Regions from separate parts of the Homo sapiens genome. Here region 2 is linked to region 1. The links are chromatin contacts, found by Hi-C or POLR2A ChIA-PET in ENCODE. All regions are on one chromosome and are shown on one strand. Each heading gives the region's core, a stretch centred on a gene start or an enhancer-like site at or near the end of the contact. The rest is flanking DNA. Distances are from core to core; before and after follow the strand shown.

What was found. A loop is a pair of places that touch in the nucleus more often than their neighbours do. ChIA-PET counts read pairs that join two places held with the same protein, here RNA polymerase II (POLR2A). Pooled maps may share reads with other maps.
Region 2: a loop to region 1 is called in a map of mammary epithelial cell, with 5 times the contacts of the local background. The contact joins two enhancer-like sites. A Hi-C loop is called at or near these places in 8 of 168 maps with a recorded cell type or tissue (MCF 10A, endothelial cell of hepatic sinusoid, gastrocnemius medialis and 4 more), 1 of 37 single-sample maps with no recorded cell type and 5 of 50 pooled maps. POLR2A ChIA-PET finds 5 or more read pairs at or near these places in 7 of 52 experiments (AG04450, K562, MCF 10A and 4 more).

Annotation. Positions count from the first base shown.
Region 1 is chr15:101,316,606-101,323,386 of GRCh38, forward strand. It overlaps PCSK6 (proprotein convertase subtilisin/kexin type 6), which reads right to left. Exons shown (of 22, transcript NM_002570.5): 18 at 5,915-6,002; 19 at 1,714-1,817. Among named protein-coding and RNA genes, the nearest start is that of PCSK6-AS1, 14 kb to the right of the region's middle. Within about 2 kb of position 4,231, at least 7 of the 41 ENCODE cell types and tissues checked have a DNase peak (open chromatin) inside an H3K27ac peak, as active enhancers do.
Region 2 is chr15:101,357,825-101,364,380 of GRCh38, forward strand. The region is part of intron 13 of PCSK6 (proprotein convertase subtilisin/kexin type 6); the gene reads right to left. Among named protein-coding and RNA genes, the nearest start is that of PCSK6-AS1, 27 kb to the left of the region's middle. RefSeq lists enhancers at 1-335, 1,280-2,223, 2,224-3,167, 5,014-5,831. Within about 2 kb of position 1,812, at least 4 of the 41 ENCODE cell types and tissues checked have a DNase peak (open chromatin) inside an H3K27ac peak, as active enhancers do.

The DNA.
Region 1 (6,781 bases), core at 2,981-5,480:
ATCTGCTGAGCTGCCAGCGGGTGGAACCCATCCAGATGCTGAGCACTGTGGCCTTGAGGGCTGCCCCAGGAGGGAACTGAGGAGGACATGTCTCCCCTGGGTGGTCTGAGGTCAGCCTGGCAATCATAGGAGGACACTGGCCTTGGCCACAGCCTTGTTCATCAGGCCTGTCTATTCCAGGACATACGGCAGGGAGCTGCATGGGGTGCTCATGGCCGGCCACGTGGGGAGGGGTGTGCCCATTCTGCAGGATTTCTGAGGCACAGTAGTATCATGGAAACTGGTTTAGCAGAGACTTAATTCTGTTTTTTTTTTTTTTTTTTTGACAGAGTCTTACTCTGTCGCCCAGGCTGAAGTATGTAGGGGTGTGATCTCAGCTCCTTGCAACCTCCACCTCCCGGTTTCAAGCAATTTTCATGTCTCAACCTCCCCAGTAGCTGGGATTACAGGCGCCTGCCACCAAACCTGGCTAATTTTTGTATTTTTAGTAGAGATGGGGTTTCACCATGTTGGCCAGGCTGGTCTTGAACTCCTGACCTCAGGTGATCCACCCGCCTTGGCCTCCCAAAGTGCCGGGATTACAGGCATGAACCACTGTGCCCGGCCAGTAGAGACTTAATTCTTAAAGTATTACTGCAGAAAAAGCTCATATGATGTGAGTTTCTTAGAAAGGACCAAAGTACCAAGGACAGGAAGGAGAGAGGAGAAAACTTAACCCAAAACATATCCGAGCCCACAGACTGATGGTGCACTTCAACTTACTGTGCAAATAGCTCTGCAAAACAAAATCCAATAAAATGAATGAATTCTCTGCTATTCTGCATAAAAACTGTGCCTGGGAGACATCTGTGCCATCATCTTTGTGGGCAATTATAATACATGTAAAATTGTTTATAGAATTCTTTTCCTCTTTGAAAAAATGTTCAAAATAAGTGAAGATAGGCACAAAGAACTAAGGCTATGTTTGAAAACATCCCCATCCCCACCTGGATCCATTCCCGCCTCTCCCAAAGCCCTCTCAATGTTTATGGTGTTGTGTTTCTGTCCGCGCCGTTCCACAGCAAGAGCTGAGCTCTGAGACAAGATGGCTTATGAGTGGTGAGCATCTCTTATCCCTTTCCCCATCTGAAATAAGCCACTGCCTGGCTGGGTTTCTAATGAGAACCTCAGGCTGCGTGTTCAAAGTGGGCCTTTGCATTGTTTTGGGATTTTGTTTCAAATTTAAAAACATGGTTTTAAAAAAAATTTCCAACAAAACGTTTTCCTTTTGTGGAGAACGGGGTCTCACAGCTTTGCTGCCCAGGCTGGTCCTGAGTTCCTGGGCTCGAGCTGTCCTCCCATCTCTGCCTCTCTAAGTGCTGGGGTTATAGGCATGAGCCACTGCAATGTACATAAAATCTACCATCTCAGCCATTTTTAAGTACACAGTTCAGCAGCATTAAGTACATTCACACTGTTATGTAACCATTGCCAGCATCTATCCTTAGAACAATTGTCATTTCTCAAGTTGAGACTCTGTAACCATTAAACATTAAATCCCCACTCTCCCGGCCCCCAGTCCCTGGTAGGGCCTTTGTACCTTGTTTTGCCCTTGCATTTTAATGCTGCAATAAATGCAGAAGCCCACGAAGTCCTAGGGCTTTCTCGGGTTCAAGGCAGCTAGCCTACGCTTGGGTGACGCTGGCCCGAGGCCTCCGCAGGCGGTGAACTCACCCACGCAGGTTCCGCAGGTGTGATGGCATTCCCCACATCTGATCAGCTCTGAGTCAAAGTAGGTGCCTGGCTCACAGTCAGGAATGCAGCTGCCCCGTGCAAGGCTGTTGAAAAGAAAGAGGCAGATTTCCACATCCATTCCAAAAGTCTAATTATGACTTGCCCTCTAGCACCTTTCCCAAGAGGAGATGTAAGTGGCTGAGGCACAGTTCTTTGTGTCACCGAAAGTTCTCAGCTAAGGAAAGTCGGGAAAGCCATCCCGCAGTCCGCTGGGGGCCCAGCAGGAAGGGGTACAAGGCCCTGGGAAGCAAAGCTCCCATCACCAGGCAGCAGGCGCCAGGCTCCGTCCTTGACCCAGTGATAGCTTTTTCTTACTGTCATTTCTCCAACTCGAATCCAAACCCCATGAAGAGAAGTGGAGCTGTGTGGGTCATCACTGGTGGCACGCTAGCTCAGTCTCAGTGTCAAGTCCCTCTTGAAGTGTTGGCATTTATGGCGTGTGACGGGGCTGTCGGCTACAAGGCTGGCCCTGAACCCCAACCCGCTCTTGCCTCTCTTGCTTGAAACCTTGGAACCTTCTGCAGCTTCGCAATGAACTTGAAATAAGACGCCCTCTGGAGCCCCAGCAGGCCTGTCAGATGCAGCCCCTACCTTCCTCTTTCGCCCCATTTGTGCCCTCACTTCACTCCAGCCAGCCGAGTGCTGGACAGAGACACAGATGCTGAGCTAGACCACCCACGTGGATGGCTTCTGCCACCTTCCCAGTGTTCGACCCCAAGCAAGCCAGCCAGCCCCTCTACATCTGTTTCCCTTCCTGTTAATTGGTTTCTACATCATAAAGTTGCTTGGAGGACTCAATGAGCTAATACCCATAAACATTTCAGTGTCTGGCACACAGCAGTGTGAATCAATATCACCTACTATTATCTCTTTAGTTCCTGAGATTATACTGTGTACAGTCTGTGACGTACATGTTCTAGATGGGTTTGCCATACTGAGCAAGGGCTCTGGGGTGCATCTGTCAGACCCGGAGACTCCTGCTATGACACTGGGATTTATAATAAGAAATATGTGAAGAGAAAAAGAAAAAAAAAAGGAAATATATGTTCGGTCTTTGTCCTGGCACACAGCTCCTAAAACCCTTGGAATTATCAAAGTGCTAAATGTCTTTAATAACTGATAGCTGGGGGTTCCTGGGCAGCCTCTAGACAGGGGCTGGCTGCCAGGGAACCAACCATTGATCAGAGCTTTGGAATTTTTAGCCCTACTACTCTGACTTCCCTCCTGGGAGGTGAGAGGGGCTGAAGGCTGAATTGATCACCAATGGCCAATGATGTAATCAATCATGGCTATGTAACAAAACCTCCATAAAAACCCAAAAGGTCAGGGTTTGGAGAGCTCTGGGGTGGTGAACAAGAACACAACCACATCCTGGGAGGGTAGCCCAGCCCAGCCCCATAGGGATGGAAGGTCCAGCGCTCAACCCTTCCAAACCTCACCCTCCGCATCTCTTCATCTGGCTGTGTGCCATATCCTTTGTAATAAATGGGCACATGTAAGTAAAGTCTTTCCCTGTGAGCTGCTTTAGCCAATTAATCGAACCCAAGGAGGGGTCATGGCAAGTCCGATTTATGGCTGGTCACTCAGAAGCACAGGCTACCATGTGGGACTCGTGATTGACATCAAAGTGGGGCAGTCTTGGGCTGAGCCCTCAATTTGTAGGATCTGACACATCTAGTAGCGTCAGAATTGAGCTATTTATTTATTTATTATTTATTTATTTTTGAGACAGGATCTCATTCTGTCACCCAGGTGGGAGTGCAGTGGCACGATCTCAGCTCACTGCAACCTCCGCCTCCCAGGTTCAAGCGATTCTCCTGCCTCAGCCTCCCGAGTAGCTGAGATTACAGGCGTGCACCACCATGTCTGGCTATTTTTTTTATTTTTAGTAGAGACAGGGTTTCGCCATGTTGGCCAGGCTGGTTTCGAACTCCTAGCCTCAAGTGATCTGCCTGCCTCGGCCTCCCAAAGTGCTGGGATTACAGGCGTGAGCCACTGCGTTCAGCCTGAGCTATATATTTATTACGTATATCTTACGGTTCACTGGAGAACTGCTTGGTGTGTGGGGAAAAACCCACACGTTTTGGCTACCAGAGGTGAAGTGTGTTGTATTTTGTGTGTGAGAGTAGGAGAAAACACTGGTTTTTCCTATCTCTTACACCTGCATTTAGCAGGAAGACGTCTGTATGTTGGCAAGCTCCTCTGCATAGATGGCGGACACCCACCCGGCGCCCTTCCTCTTCATGGTGCCATGCCCACTGCGAATGGCAGTTAAATCATGTCTTTATAACTGACACTCCCCTGCAAACCTTTCCTGTGTTGATCCCCCTGAAGAGATGGAGGGCCAGAGGCGGCGGCTCGGCTGCTCTCTTGCTGCTTTAACATGACTGCAGTGATTAGAAGTCACAGCTTAAGAGGATATTGGGCAATAAACGGAAGCTCTCTGTGGCTGACGGCTGGCGATGCGTCTGGAGTTTGCACGCCTCTCTGAAAGCTCGTCAGTGACGGAAGCACTGCCTCTATGTGGCGGGGCTACCGACAGGAGGCGTTTTCTCTTTAGCACACCATTCCTACATTGAGTATCCGATTTCCCTCTCCTACAGGATGGGACGGGATGCATAAATGCATTCCCGGGGACCCCTCAGCACTTCTCTGCTGGGAAACAGGCAGGTTCCAGGGAGCTGGGAACACAGAGCCTCCTCTTCCTGATGCCCCCAGCTACCAGCCTGGGTTGAGGATCCACTCCTGGGCTGCCTGACCTGCAGAGCCTGGGACATCAAAGCTGGCCTCTCCCAGGCCGCCAGCGGAATGCCTCCTTCCTCTTCCAACTCTTTTATCTTTGGGGGATCCCTTTCCTGGGCCAGTTCATCCTTTCACTCCTAATCCTGCCTTGTCCAGCCAACAGGTTTAAATGACAGCAGATGTGATGCATGACTTTGGGAGCCTTGCTTTGCCTTCCCTCTCCTGGACTCCTAGCTGCTTGGGGTCCTCTTCTCCCCAGTACTCTGATCTGGAAGAAAGAGGCAGGCTGAAGGAAATGAAGGCAGTAGCATAGTGCCTCCTGGGGAAACTTCATCTCCCCTGTTTGTAAAATGCGAGTAAGAATTATGTCTACTTCACAGGTTGCTGCAAAGATTAAATGAGGCAACACTGGTGCAAGCCCCTGGAATAAGAGAAGATATGCTCAGTAAGTTTTCTTCCTTTGTTCTTTACTCCAAAAAAGAAACTTCTTCTATGGAGAATTCCAGTCCTCACAGCATTTGAGAAGGGAGACGGGGCTGGGGGTGTGTTGCAGCCCTCCACCGCCTCACCCTGCAAAAGCAGCTCCCTGCCTGGACCGCAGCATCCTCACCACTGCCAGCCTGCGGAAATGCAGAGTCGTGGGCTCTGCCCAGACCTGCTGCATCAGAACCTGCATCTGGACATGAGGTGATCCTTCCAGTGCGGACCATGGTGCTAGTCTCCCTACTATGGGAGTGTCCCCCAAAAAATTTTGAACAGAATGTTCTAAGATTTTAGACAGCAATTCGGAGGAACAGGTAATGTATATTTGATTGCATTAAATGCAGTTTGGTTGCATTAAATGGGCTGAAGAAACATTTCAAAATATTCCAAGAACAATCATTAACCCAGTAGAATGATTTTAAAGAAAATGCATGCTGAGCTTTATGGGGCTGAGCCTGATGAACAGGGAGAACCAGGAACGTAAAGAGCACCCTCAGGAAGCCGTGAAGATGTCAGGAGCTGGGAGAAAAAGAGAAGACCGAGGGATGCAGAGGAGAGAGGGTGGGTGAGCCGCTACAGCCCATCCCCGGCCCAGACAGCGAGGGGAACTGGAGCAGGTGGAGGTGCTGGAGCGAAAGGAGGCGGATCTGGGCACAGCCCTGTGCTGTACGTGATGTGATCAAGTGCTGCTTTGCCCAATTCGCCCATGTTGTGTAAAATGTAGAGATTCCGCCCATCCTCTCCCTTTCCATCCTAAGTGGACACACGATTTCCAGGACTCGGAATCTTTACCCTCAATGGCTTTGGGCCTCTGACAGTTCAGCTTTTAGGAGAAATGCACCAACGTGGTAAATCCATAACACACTCCAAGCAGCGCCACCGCCCTGACATTCCTCAGGTTTCGAGGGGGTTTTACCTGAATCCTTCTTTACAGACAGTACATTTCTCAGGTTCATCCACGCACTTTTTACAGCTTGGGTGGCATTTAAGGCAATTTTTCTGACCTGGAGAAAAATAGCGAGATAAGAAAAGAGAAGGGACGACACTGACAGGAATGAAATCTGGGCAAGCAGGCCCCCGGCATTTCAAAGCGGGGGTGCGGGTGGGCTGTTCCCCGAGTCCACCTCCGGAATGGGTGGAAATAAAGCAGCCAGAGGCCGCTTGTACCTGGTGTGGGGTCACAGAATTCTCACCTCCCCTTTCTGAGGTAAAAACGGTCCTCAGACAACCACCAGGCCTCTGAGGTGGTTCTGCTTATTTCAACAGGGATGGAGGCCAATTCCTGGTGGGCTGAGTAGAGTTTAACGAGGTGGAAATCTTCATGAAAGTGGCCGGGTGTGGGCAGGTGGGGGGTGGAGAGCCTGAGGCTGCCGCTTGCCCACCACGGTGCTTTCTCAGGGAAACCTATGTATGAAGATCTGGCTGCTCTAGATGGTGAGACAGGAACCTACGGCGAGTCATCGTGCCTCTTGGGGAAGTTTTGGGTCACCCCAACTCCCACCTGCAATGTCATAACTTATTATCTGGGTTGGCGCCTCATGAAACACCACCATGCACCACTCCTAAGTGGCTGGGGTGCTCTGGGCCTGGGAGCTAACAGCTGCTTGCCACACCTGCACGTGTCCCCCTCAGGGCCCCCACAGGTGGCATCATACGCCATAAAGCAGGTGCTGAGTGAGGATGTCGGGGTGAAGAAGGGCGGCCAACTGTGCCCTTGGGAAGGGGGTGGGGATGAAGGCGCCTCCGTCCTTTGCAAAGGTCTGGCTGGCAGCCCAGGGCAAGC
Region 2 (6,556 bases), core at 562-3,061, 39 kb after region 1:
ATAGAGATCTTCTCAGACTCTCCTCCACACCTCAATGCCCGTCCACTGCAGGCCCCCATCCACACTGACGCCTTCTGTGGGCACCAGAGCATCCTCCCAGAGGCAGCAGGCCCTTTCCTTATGTCGGCCTGGCCAGGAAGCTCCCACCTCTGCTCTGCACTCATGGAAGGGCCCAGACCTGCCCCTGGAAGGAGGGGAGTTAGGGCAGGTCATCGCTGAGGACTGTCTCGGCCTGACATCCCCGTCGCTTGCCCAGTGGATCGGGTGGGGAAGCCTGGCTCGTCACTGCTGAGCCCCTCTGTGGTCCCTCCCAGGGCCTGGGGAGCAAGGCCAGCCCTGAGAAGTCTCACCCCTGGGGGTAGGCGGAGTAAGGCAGGTCATATGTGGGCAATGCCTGGCACTTCATTCTACAAAAGGACAGCCGTACCCTTGGGGCAGTCGCCATCTCCTAATGGCCTGTATTTTCTATGCTACTAAGATAAAAAAAAACAAAGTGACACTGGGGAACTCCTGAGAATCTGGCCTTAGGCAGACCCTTCCTCACAAGCCCTTCCTTGTTTCTTTCAGCCGGAAATCCCTGTTTGCTCCACTGAACTTGGGGCACTCCTCTGGGTCACTGGTGGCCCTTGGGCCCTTGTGCATGGTACTATTGGTTCCTGAAATCCGAAATGTTCCCAACTAGCCTGTGGGCTCCTCAGGGGCAGGAACTGTGTCTTGGAGCCTCTCTGTGCCCGAGCACTGGCATAGCATCTGGCACATGGCAGGACCTCTGCAAAATGCATCGGAGACATGTCTGTTAGGATACGCAGACCTCCCATTTTGACATTTCAGGAACAGCCGGAAGAGGTACCATTCATCTGGAGGCTGAAGAGGGCTTATCCTGGATCAACCTCAAAAGCACTGGGCCCATACGCCAACCTGGAAAGGGCCGCTTGGCCTTTGTTTGAGCCCCTCTGACCCCTTTTGGCTTCACTCCATCACTCCCTTCCCTCACCCTGGGAGGATCCAGCCGCCATGCTGAACAACAAGCTCAGAGGCTGGCCCTGGAATGAAGTGAGCAGGGCAGGTTGGGGAGACTCAGTTGCAACTGCAGTGTCCCATGTGAGGGCCACATGGATTTCCACTGTGGAGAGATGCTGGTGGGACCCAGGCTCCCAGGCTAGCTCTCACTGTGCTTGGGGAGGATGCACAGAGCCTGTGGGTGACAGGAAGGCGCCCGTCCTCCCCACACACAGCAGGGAGGGCTTGCCGTGCGTCAGCTGTGGCAGGACGCATGCCTGTACTTGCTGTTTCTGGACCACATTCAGGAGTGGCAGTTGTCTACAGGGTAAAGCTTGCATGGAATGAACTGACTCCAGACGCCCTTGCAGGAATGTGCATACTCTCTGTGATGACACTGGAGAATGTGTCCCCGCCCCCCAAATTCCAGTAGGCCCTAGAAGGTCAGAGCTGGAAGGTACCACAAGGTGTTTATTCTGCACCCGTCTCAACCTTCTGAAAGCAAAGATCCAGTTTCTACCCACGCTGAGGGGTGGAGATCGACCTGTGTCAAGACTTCATTTGGGGCTACCCTCAGGAAGTATTTCTTGTATCCACTAATCCTGTGTCCTCTGTAGCACACAGAGCATCTGGTCATGTGGTGGTTACAGAGGGTTCCAACTGGACTAATTAATCCGCCAACACCTATTGGGCACCTATCATACACCATGCAGCAGGAGGCTCTCAGGGCACAGCAGGACCGGAAGGAAGGAAGGCTGCAGATGGCAAGCCCATCAGTGCTAAGGCCAAGGCCAGAGCTGCTGAGTGCCATGCAGGCAGCAAGCAGGGAGCTGATATGGCAGCATCTGGCTGGGCAGGAAGCAGTGTGGCAGGTGCACAGGTGTGCAGGGCATGCGGTTCCGTGCTGTGCACCACTGCAAGCCTAAAGCTCGCTCAGCACCCACACGCAACAGGCTCCAAACGTGTGAATCACTGTTATATAAACAGATCTCCTTCCATTGCTCATACAGCTTGAAAGGCTGACGATACTTAATATACCTAATCCGAATTTGGATTTCTAGCTCAGTCTTCCCTCTCACCTCCAGGTACATATCTCTGCCTGGACTTGTGTAAGTATCTTTGATTTAACCCACCCAAATCCAAGCTCCTGATCTTCTCTCCAGCATCTTCCCCCCCTGCAATGTTCCAGATCTAGGAAACTAGGACTCCATTCTTCTACTGTGCAGGACAAAAACTCTGAAGTCATCCATGCCCCCTCTCTCCTCTCACAGCCCACATCTGATCCATCTACACATCTCTCGACCCTGCTTTCAGAATCTGACTGCTTCATACACTCCACTGATGCTGCCCCGTCGGAGTCACCTTCACCTGATATTGCAATGACCTTCTAACTGGCTTCCCCGCCTTTGTTCCTCTCCCACCCTCACTTCCGTCTATTCTGACCAGCTGTCAGCCTATTAACACAGAAGTTCAGATCACCTCTGTCCTCTGCCTAAAATCTCTCAGTGACTTCCAACCAAGTCCCTGTGAGGGCTGACAAAGCCCAGTGCGATCTGGTCCCTATGCTCTCAATGCCTGGTCCTGTCCTATTCTGCTCCTCTTCCCACTGCCCCCTGCAGCCTCGGGGGCCTCTCTGCTGTGCCTGGAACACACCAGACACACTCCTGCCCGGGGGCCTTAGCATCCCCTGGAACACACCAGACACACTCCTGCCCGGGGGCCTTAGCATCCCCTGGAACACACCAGGCACACTCCTGCCCGGGGGCCTTAGCATCCCCTGGAACACACCAGGCACACTCCTGCCCAGGGGCCTTAGCATCCCCTGGAACACACCAGGCACACTCCTGCCCGGGGGCCTTAGCATCCCCTGGAACACACCAGGCACACTCCTGCCCGGGGGCCTCAGCATCCCCTGAACGCTTTGCTTGGAATGCCCTTTTCCCAGATGTCTGCAGAGCTCACCCCCTCATCTTCTTTGAGCTTTACTCAAATGTCCCTTCCCTGAGGCCTTCCCGGTACACCCTGAAATGCCCTTGTCACCCTGCCCTGCTTCATTTTTCTCCTTAGAGCTTCTCATCATCTAATGGACAACAGCTTCCTGCCTGGTAATCTTGTTTCACGGCCTCCTCTGCCTTCCAGAATGTAAGCTTAGCATCTGTTTTGTTCACCAGTGCATCCCCAGTGCTTAGAACTTGGTAAATGCTCAATAAGTATCTGTTGAGTGAAGGCTGTGTTCTTGGAGGGGAGTATTCTTTGAATAAACTGATGAATTCCACTTCCTAATGTTTTATTTAAGACTTCCGTATCCCTATTCAAATTTGCCTATAGTTCTTTCTCTCTCTTTTTTTTTTTTTTTTGGCATATTGATCAATTTCTCTTCACTCTTATTTCCCTCTAGTGATCTGGAAGGTTGGCATCCTGTTTTAAATCTTGATTATCTCTCTATTATAGGAAGATATTTGAGTTTATATGTCTCTATCAGTGCTAAGAGTAAGACATAATCCATCACCCCTCCCACTAAATGTGGAATCAGAATCTCAGCAAATTTTTATTCCTCCCCATTCTCATCCCCTGCCTTTATGTTTCTGTAGGAGTGTAAGGTGGGAGAGTGGGTAGGACATCCACCACAGGCATTCAGATAAGACCCCTCCATGAGGCCAGGTCTGAGCTGCAGCCATGGGAAGCCCTAGGGACAGCTGTCCCCAAGGAGGGAGCAGCACGTGCCAAGGCCCCATGGAGGTAAGACCAGGCATGTTAGGGGAACAGAACGGAGGTCAATGATGAGGCGCAGGAAATGATTCACGGTGGAGAGGTGCTAGCAGGATGTGCAGGTCAGGCTAAGAGATTTGGGTTTTGCTCTAAGAGCTGTGGGAGGTCATTAAAGTTAGCAGGGGTGCATCATTTTCTGAATTATATTTTAAAAGGATCATTGGATGCTGGGTGGAGAGTGGCTCTAGCCAGTAGGGGTTGAGGCAGGGGGGCCAGTGGAATGAGGAGGTAAGACACTATAGGGGACTGAACTGAGGCAGTGGGCAGACTGAGATATATTCTGGAAGCAGATGGTGAAGGAGACAAAGAAGAATTAAAGGTTCACTCCTGGGATTTGGCCAAGCAATGGAGTGCAAGGTGAAGCTTTTTTTTTTTTTTTTTTGAGTTGGAGTCTTGCTCTATCATCCAGGCTGGAGTGCAGTGGCGCAATCTCAGCTCACTGCAAGCTCCACCTCCCAGGTTCACACCATTCTCTTCCCTCAGCCTCCCAAGTAGCTGGGACTACAGGTGCCCGCCACCATGCCTGGTTAACTTTTTGTATTGTTAGTAGAGATGGGGTTTCACCATGTTGGCCAGGATGGTCTCGATCTCCTGACCTTGTGATTCACCCGCCTCGGCCTCCCAAAGTGCTGGAATTACAGGCATGAGCCACCATGCCCAGCCCAAAGCTATTTACATTAATGTGGAAAGCAAGAAAGAGGCAGTTTGGGAGTTTGTCTAAGGTGCACAAGCTCAGAGCCAGTTAGACCCATGCCCAGAAGCAGGAGGCTGCTGCAGAGCAGGTCTGGGTGCAAGAGGGCAGGGAGAGGCAGCTTTGGGCACCACCAGCAGGTACAAGGTGCTCAGTGTCACGGGGCTGGATGAGATCCCTGGATGGGAACAAAGAGCAGAGGACCCAGGAGTGCGTGCAGGGGTATGTGCGAGAGGATCAGCCAACGAGATGCACAAGGGGCAGCCTGTGAGGTGGAGAGGGCCCCCAGGTGTGGCATCACTGCAGCTGTGCAAGAGGGCACTTCTAGAGGGGGTGAGCTGCCAACGTCGCTGTGTGCCGGGCCCTGCTCTCGGTATCCAGCCTGTCTTACCTGATTTCATCCCACCGCAACCCAGTAACTTGCGTACTATCCCCATTTTCTAGATAAGAAGACCAAGGCCTAGAAAAGCTAAGTGACTTGCCAAGGTCACAGGTATTTGTAAGAGTTAGAGCCAGCATCTACCCCCAGGTAGAAGGGCTCCTGAGCCCCCAGTCTTAACCACTGCACCCTGTGGTCCCCAGAGAGGGTGCTTAGTTTGTTAGAACCATAGACCCTGGCTTTAACAACCTGGGGAGGACAGAGATGGGACCATAGGCTTGGGCAATGTGGAAACGGTGGGGGACCCTGACGAGCCCCGGTATTTTGTGCAGTGGATGGGAGTGGGCTGGGAGTGAGCCAGTGATGGCCATGGCAGGCAGCTTGTTCTGCCGGCTTTGCCATAAAGGGGAGCAGAGAAGTGGGTGGTGGCTGGAGGGGATGTGGACTCAGGGGAGAGGCATCAGTGCACGCATGTTGGCCTAATAGGAAGGGGAAAGAGAAGAATGCGTGAGATGCATGAGAAAGGCTGCCTGCAGAGGCACAGTTCCATGGGGGATTGACTGTCCCCTCAAAGCTGCCCTGGGACATGGGTAGGGCTCGTTGTATTCGGCTCATGATACAGAGTAAAGATCACAGGTCTAGAGTGTTGAATGGTGTGCCCGGTTTCCAGGGCTATGCCATGAGGACACAAGAGCAGTAGCCCCAGCCTCCATGTGCTCTCCTGCATACAGCACCAGCCTCCCAGGCAAGCAGGCCATGCAGGCTGGCATGAGAACTCTGCCTTGTGCCCACGAAGCAGTGAATGCTTGAGGATGCAGCTGGCATGAGGAGTAAACCTTGACTTTTAATACTCGGCCAATACACTTTGGGGCTTTTAAAAGAAAGAATTTAGGAGCTTCCACTATTAAAATGTGTAAATTTCAGGTCATTTAAAATTTTACATTTTTGTACTTTTAGGATTTGTTATAACACTTTTTTTTTTTTTGAGACGGAGTCTCGCTCTGTCACCCAGGCTGGAGTGCAGTGGTGCGATCTCGGCTCACTGTAAGCTCCGCCTCCCGGGTTCAAGCCATTCTCCTGCCTCAGCCTCCCTAAGAGCTGGGACTACAGGTGCCTGCCACCTTGCCTGGCTAATTTTTTTTTTTTTTTGGATTTTTAGTAGAGATGGGGTTTCACCGTGTTAGCCAGGATGGTCTCGATCTCCTGACTTCGTGATCCACCCGCCTCGGCCTCCCAAAGTGCTGGGATTACAGGCATGAGCCACCGCGCCCAGCCAACGCTTTCTTAAAATAGTTATTTACTATTTTAAAACCAGAAAGAATACAACTGGGGGAGGTCCCAGATCCCTGTAGATGACTTGATGACTTAAAGTCAATTTTCCACGTAAGGCAAGTCAACACTCTTCTTTTCTCCTAAAACTGTGCTATTCCAAATGGAATGGTTTTTTTAATTTTGCTTTTGGATTGTTTATGGAGAACTGGAAAAGAACCAGGGCAGGGGAAGGTTCTCACGCACTCCCAGGGTGACCAAGAAGCAGACTGCATCTTCACAGAAAAGGGCACAGGGAACGACGGAACAGTGAAAGCAAACCTTGAGGAAACTCGCCCATAGAAAAGCAAGATCCCAGCACATTCTGTAAACGTTACTATGCATTCGACCCAGAGAACAAAGACAGGCGTTTATAGACCTTTGTGGGTAACTACAAAATAAGATGTGCT